2 separate regions of the Homo sapiens genome follow, and region 1 is linked to region 2. Evidence: chromatin contacts called from ENCODE Hi-C or POLR2A ChIA-PET data. All regions are on one chromosome and are shown on one strand. The core of a region is the stretch at or near the end of the contact, and the rest is flanking DNA. Distances in the headings are between cores, read along the strand shown.

Region 1 (3,024 bases), core at 179-2,678, 43 kb before region 2:
TTAAACGCCATCCCCACTCTTTATTCAAATTTCTATGGGAGAAACTTATACCAAAGTCAGTTCAGTTAAAGTGCTGATGCTATTCTCATAAGACATATTGATACCGTCTTATTTGTCAATAACTAGACAAATAATTCACTCTCTCATCTTTATCCAGACTCTCTGACAACTTTCTATAATGGGTTAAACCAATTTCTACTGGAAAAACATTTAATTTTATGATCATTGCTTCAGAAAACACAATCACAAATTTCTACAATCAAACTAAATCAATTCAAGACCTCAAAACTTTTGACAGCCTTCTTAATATATTGAAAATCTATTTTAAAATATAGGTGTCTAGTGAAGACATGAGGATCAGGTGCACTCAGGCCATAGTAGAATGTAAATTGGGCGGCTCTTCCTGGAGAGCAGCTTGGTAACATACACCAAATTGCAAGATGTGCATAATCTTTTAATTCCATGCTCCCACTTTGAGAAAATTGTCTACAAGAAATAATGGTACAAATATGCAAAGATGTGTGCATGAGAATCATAACGGCTATGTCAAATATGACATAAGACAAAATCAACATAATCATGCATCCATAAGGATCAACTCATAATGATCATGCATTCAGTGAAATACGATACGGCTGCCACAAGTGAATCACGCAAAACTACTTTATGTCCACTTATATTAAGTAGAAAAAAAGAGGATTTATAGCGTGCTCCCATTTTGCGTTTAACAGCAATTCCATCTATATATAAAATCCAGAATACTTTTATCTCTGGGTTGTTGGATGAAAGGGTACTATTATGTGTGTTTTGAAATTTTTATTGCTTTCTGAATAAACAGTCCATTAAATTTTATAATCAGAAATCAATAGTTATTTAAAAGACATTAATTTACTCTAGGTAAATTAATATAAAATATTTATTTTCACGTATTTTAAGGGGAAATCTTGATTGGGGGAGTTTCAGAAAATTGGTAATTCTTAATGACAGGCATAAGCAGAGGAGGATTTTTTTCAGATTGAAACAAAACAGAATTCTGTGAAATCCACGGAACCCACAAGAAAATATTTAAATGCTCATAACCCCACAAATAAGGATTTAGGCTGTGATCTACGGTACTGTGCAGTAAATTCCTCAGTATCTCTAAATCTGTGAAGGAGCATGAGCAGCCTGCCAATGAACGACTGAAGTATCAGGAGGACCAGTTCCAAGCACCGTCTGCCTATCATTGACTCTATTATGTGCAATTTGACAAAGCTTTTGTTATCCTCTCCGCTGGAGCTATTTTTACATTGTAAGTTTGTGTAGCAATTTCTCTCTGGGTACTTTTCCATTGATTCTCACAACAAGCCCTTCTAAAAAGGAAACGCAAGCCAGATATGTTTCAACATGTGTTCAGTGGTAAGGAATGCTCAGTCATTTTAGAAGAGGGATGATGTGTGGAACAGGGAAACAACTCTCATTTGTCTATTAAAGACAACAAACTAAAAGGGAGTAATCTGACTTTCTGCTCAAGGACTCCACTGTGAATAGAGAGGCACAATAAATACAGGTTCTTCTAGCTTGTCTGAAAAGGTGATAGTAAAATGAGTTAATATAAATAATAAAATTAATACAGAGTAAGACGATAAAATGTAATAGAAAGTTTAACAGACTCTGGAGGCCCCTTGCCACGTCAGACTTAGTCCTGGAGTTTCTGCATAGTTGGGAGGTGGAAAATGGTCCCTGGGGAGGAGCCAGGGTAGAGTAGGAGAAGAATCTGGAGGACTGAGTATAGCACCTAACTGGTAAATGGTAAGAAATTATTCTCATATTTCAACAGGGGTACAGCCCCTCATTCCCAGGGTACGTCATCGATTTTTGCAGCTGATACTGAGACTAGAAAGCATGCCTTAAGTCAATGTTTCTCAGTGTATATTCCTTTAAGCTAGTGATTCTAAAATGTGTGTGTTTTGCTTTCCAAAGGATGTTTGGCGATGTCCAGGGGGCATTTCTGGTTGTCTCAACTTGGGGAGAAAATATCAGCGTCTAGCCGGTAGACATGAGAATCCTGCTAAAGATCCGACAGCTCCCACAATAAAAAATAATCTGGCCCAAAATGTCAATAGGGTCAAGCTGACAAACACTGCCTTAAGCATTATATATACAGTTACAATAAATTCTTCTAATTATTTTTCTTGACTGAATTTATTGATATTTCAATGACCAGAATAAATATTCTAATCCAAGAGGACACAACACAAAAATAACTTGGACACTGCTAATATCTATGCTTGTCATAATGTGAACTATATTCTTTTTGCTCTTGATAAAACACAGGAAACCTCAGGCTAACATCCTCAGATTAGTTCAGACATGCCATTGAAGAATTATGTTCTATTTGCAAAGTCAAAAATGCCATGCATGGATTCTTTCAGAAAGTCTTCACGTTCACAAAACATAGTAGTAAGTTATTTCCTGCAGAGGTCTTAGAAGATTAGACTGCTAACATGAACGTGTGAGATGAGTAAATTTTTTCACATGTAAAATTCCTGAGACAAGATGCTTAAAATTCCTGGGACAAGATGCTTTAGAAACCTTGACCTAAAGGCCATTGGTTCTTTGAATCCACTTCAGCGATTTGAATGTGTGTGTGTGTGTGGTGTGTGTACCAACAATCACAGATGTGACATTGCTGAAACATAGGTTTGCAAATGTGCAATGTGGCACCATTAGAGAGAAGCTTCCATCTATACTAAAAAGAGGAAGGCTCAAATGCTTCTTGAGAGGAAATGTTTTAATGTCCTAGAATTCAGTATTCTAGTATTTAGTATTCATTAGAAATAGCTATTGGAAACTAGGTATTTTTTCAGGGTGTATTTTAAGGAATAGTGAATTTTAAAAAGAAAAACGGTGTCTGCATGAGCAGACACCTGAGTAAAAGGTCCAAAGATATATTTTTTTCTAAGGATTATGTCAAAAGACCCATCCTATTCTTATTAATTGTCATCAATTTGTCAGTGGTACAATCTGAAGTTGGACAGTACT
Region 2 (3,105 bases), core at 232-2,731:
AGAATGATGATTTCCAGCTTCATCCATGTCCCTACAAAGGACATGAACTCATCCTTTTTTATGGCTGCATAGTATTTCATGGTGTATATGTGCCACATTTTCTTAATCCAGTCTATCATTGTTGGACATTTGGGTTGGTTCCAAGTCTTTGCTATTGTGAATAGTGCCGCAATAAACATACGTGTGCATGTATACGTATGTAACAAACCTGCACATTGTGCACATGTACCCTAAAACTTAAAGTATAATAATAATAAAATTTAAAAAAAAAGAACCCTTTGATGAGATAACCTAGGGCCTTCACTTAACCTGGACCACCAGTGAATATGAGTCATTTGTTTCAACCCTAAGCCATTTTAATATAGAGACAGATGAAACTATAGAAAATGTGCTGCCTGCCCAGAGAAGCAGAAACAATAGGCTTGCTCGCTTTTCAGGGTATTAACCTTGAGGAGAGAAAACTGGCTCTGAGGACAGAGGAAGGAAGCAAGAGCTTCCCAGGCATTAAAAAGATTAAGGGAAATAGTACTGGACTGGAGCAGAGAGGAAATTATTTGCCTGTCTCAGAGAGGACATTTCTGTTGTTATTGCCCCTATAAACTATCTTCACCCTCAGCCCTAAACCGGGTAGGGCTGATAGGATTTGTGGAGGTAATATATCAAATTAGTCTTGCTAAGAAAACTCCAGGGGAAGGCCTGGGGCCAAGGATTGCCCTGAAATTTATCTAAGTGACAGGACACTCAAAGCAGCAAATGGAGTGCTTGCTTGCCCCTGTGGACATCACAGCCAAAACTATGCTCATTAGAGGAAGGTCTCTACCTTAGTTCCAGGGAAGAATAAAGGATCCCCAGGGTTAACCAATGACCACCTAAAATCCTTATAAACCAGGCTTGAACTTAGGTGAAAATGAAAGAAAAATGTCTTGTCATGAACACAATCAGAAGTTCAGAAATTTCCAGCAATGTTAGGAGAAAATATGAGAGCTGTAAGGTTGCACATCTGCCCTATTCGTCGTATTGCAAATGATCAAGATTACACAAATATTACAAAAGCAAGGAAGCTGTCTACTTAGTTGTAAGGGGAGAAGGCGTGGAAAGACATTCAGCCGCTGGGCAAATGCTGAGAATGTCTGAGGGTCCTTCAGGAGCCCTTCTCCAGCCTGTGCAGCCACCCATTTATCACCCTAAGGGCGCAGAGGCATGAATAACGCCGAGCAAAGCCACAGACACACCCACCCACTCTCTGTGTAACACAGTCAGCTTTACCACACCACAGCCAAACACATTCTACTTGCTTATACAACAGCTCTTCGGGGTTCATAGCATGCTCATCGTCTTCACATGAAACAAAAACAGCCCTTTGTGCTCCCCACTGCCCACCAATTATTTCAGTCTCTGGTTGTGTTCCCCAGGGAACAGACTCTAAAGCAGAGTGTGGCATGCAGACACTCTGCTGAGAAGAGCCCTTGGGTTCGACACCTAAGGGAGGGAGAAAAAGGGAGCAGGATGTAGCAGAAAAATGCTGAGTCATGATGCTGACTCAACGACAGCTTCAACCAACTCCAGGACTAGCTCTGAAGTCCTGCCCCTTCAGTGTTGTCCTGAGTTGGGCCAGGATGGCCAGGATTTTATATCTTCACTGAGCAGTCCCTGGATCTGGACCACTCCAGAAATGGGTGCACCCTTGGGCAAGGCAGCTCACTGTAGCTCAGGCAGTGCCTGAGAAGCTGATGGCTGAAGGCTGGTGCCAACAACACTCACAACAGCTGGGACAACAAGTCTTTCCTTAAAGGGGGGATATGGACCACACAGCACAGTGTCTGCCACATGTTCTACATGCATTTTCTAAATATTCATGAAACTTCAGAAAAACGTACGTGGAACTGAAGTTTGAACTTCCCAACCTTTTTCAATGCAGAAACCATAACAGGAAAATAAACATTTCTAAGTGTGAAAAATGCTTTAATACCGAGCACCCTGAAGAATTAAAGTAACAACAGCCTCTAGTATTGCAATGCTGGAACAAAGATAGAAAAGTTCCTCTGTTTTAAAACAGCCTCTCCCCTCTGTCTCCTTGTGAGAAAGGTTTATGAGTTTCAATCAGTCAGTGACTCCTTGCTGAGGGCCTGCTATGTGCTCAGCATTCCACTAGATCCAGCTAGGCAGGATGCCAGAGAAATACATAACGTGGTCTCTAACTGAGGATGGTATTGTCTAGATGGGAAGGAAAATAAAACACCCGAGAGCATAGGAGAGCATCTTTTTGCTCAGTTGCCTGCTCCCAGGAGGTTTAGGTATCGTGGTCTAGCAAAAAGAGCACAGGAAACTCAGTTCAGACCCTGATTTCTTTACTTAATTACTGTATGAAGTTGGTCACTTTATTGATGTGAGGTTGTTCTAACACCTATGTCTCTGAGGATCAGTTTCCTCATCTTTAAACTGGATCTACTATACCTAGCTTACAGATATGAAAATTAAACGAGGCAAGGGTTGTAAACATGCATTGTACATCTTAAGGAACAATGCACATGTTTGCTGCTTTCTTCATACCCAACTCTCAGGGTGTCGGAGAAGAGAGAGAAAAACTGATGAGAGTTGGAGAAGTCAGAGATTTTAGAATAGGGTTCTTTCGGCAAGGCCTTGAGGTCTTGAGCCTTTCAGCAAGGCCTGCAAGCTGGTAATGTTCTGCCTACCCAACATGCTCATAGTCCCTGTGGCCTGTCCTGCACAATGTTAAATTTGTGTTTACTTTGAATTCCTTCAGGAGGGGCACATCATCCCTACTGTCTGTCTGCACAGCCCAGTGAGCAGAGAGCAGCAGGAACAGAGCTTGGGGCGAAAGAGTTTATGTTCTTGAACCTGCTGCAGCCCAGGAGAAACACACAGCAGAGGAAATACAGGTCCTCTCAAGGAAGTCGGGAGGCGCTTCCTACAAGGATATGCATCTGTGTAGGAGGGTTTAAGAAAGCTGGAAACAGGCCTGGATTGGAGGCCGTCAAAAGGTGGGGTTTCTTTTTGTGACTGATTAGCTTACTAATTTTTATCTAGGAGGGAGGCAGGAAGGTGAAATTGAGGTTTGAGTTGTCGCGGGCAAAGGAGCAAACG

What was found. A loop is a pair of places that touch in the nucleus more often than their neighbours do. ChIA-PET counts read pairs that join two places held with the same protein, here RNA polymerase II (POLR2A).
Region 1: a loop to region 2 is called in a map of mammary epithelial cell, with 2.0 times the contacts of the local background. The contact joins the enhancer-like site here to the promoter of CYYR1-AS1 in region 2. A Hi-C loop is called at or near these places in 3 of 168 maps with a recorded cell type or tissue (Right ventricle myocardium inferior, endothelial cell of hepatic sinusoid and mammary epithelial cell). POLR2A ChIA-PET finds 5 or more read pairs at or near these places in 3 of 52 experiments (MCF 10A, T-cell and activated T-cell).

The regions. Positions count from the first base shown.
Region 1 is chr21:26,447,640-26,450,663 of GRCh38, reverse strand. The region is part of intron 1 of CYYR1-AS1 (CYYR1 antisense RNA 1); the gene reads right to left. Among named protein-coding and RNA genes, the nearest start is that of CYYR1-AS1, 43 kb to the right of the region's middle. Within about 2 kb of position 1,428, at least 4 of the 41 ENCODE cell types and tissues checked have a DNase peak (open chromatin) inside an H3K27ac peak, as active enhancers do; they include mammary epithelial cell, where a contact is called at or near this core.
Region 2 is chr21:26,404,319-26,407,423 of GRCh38, reverse strand. It overlaps CYYR1-AS1 (CYYR1 antisense RNA 1), which reads right to left and starts at 1,481. Exons shown (of 4, transcript NR_135515.1): 1 at 1,296-1,481.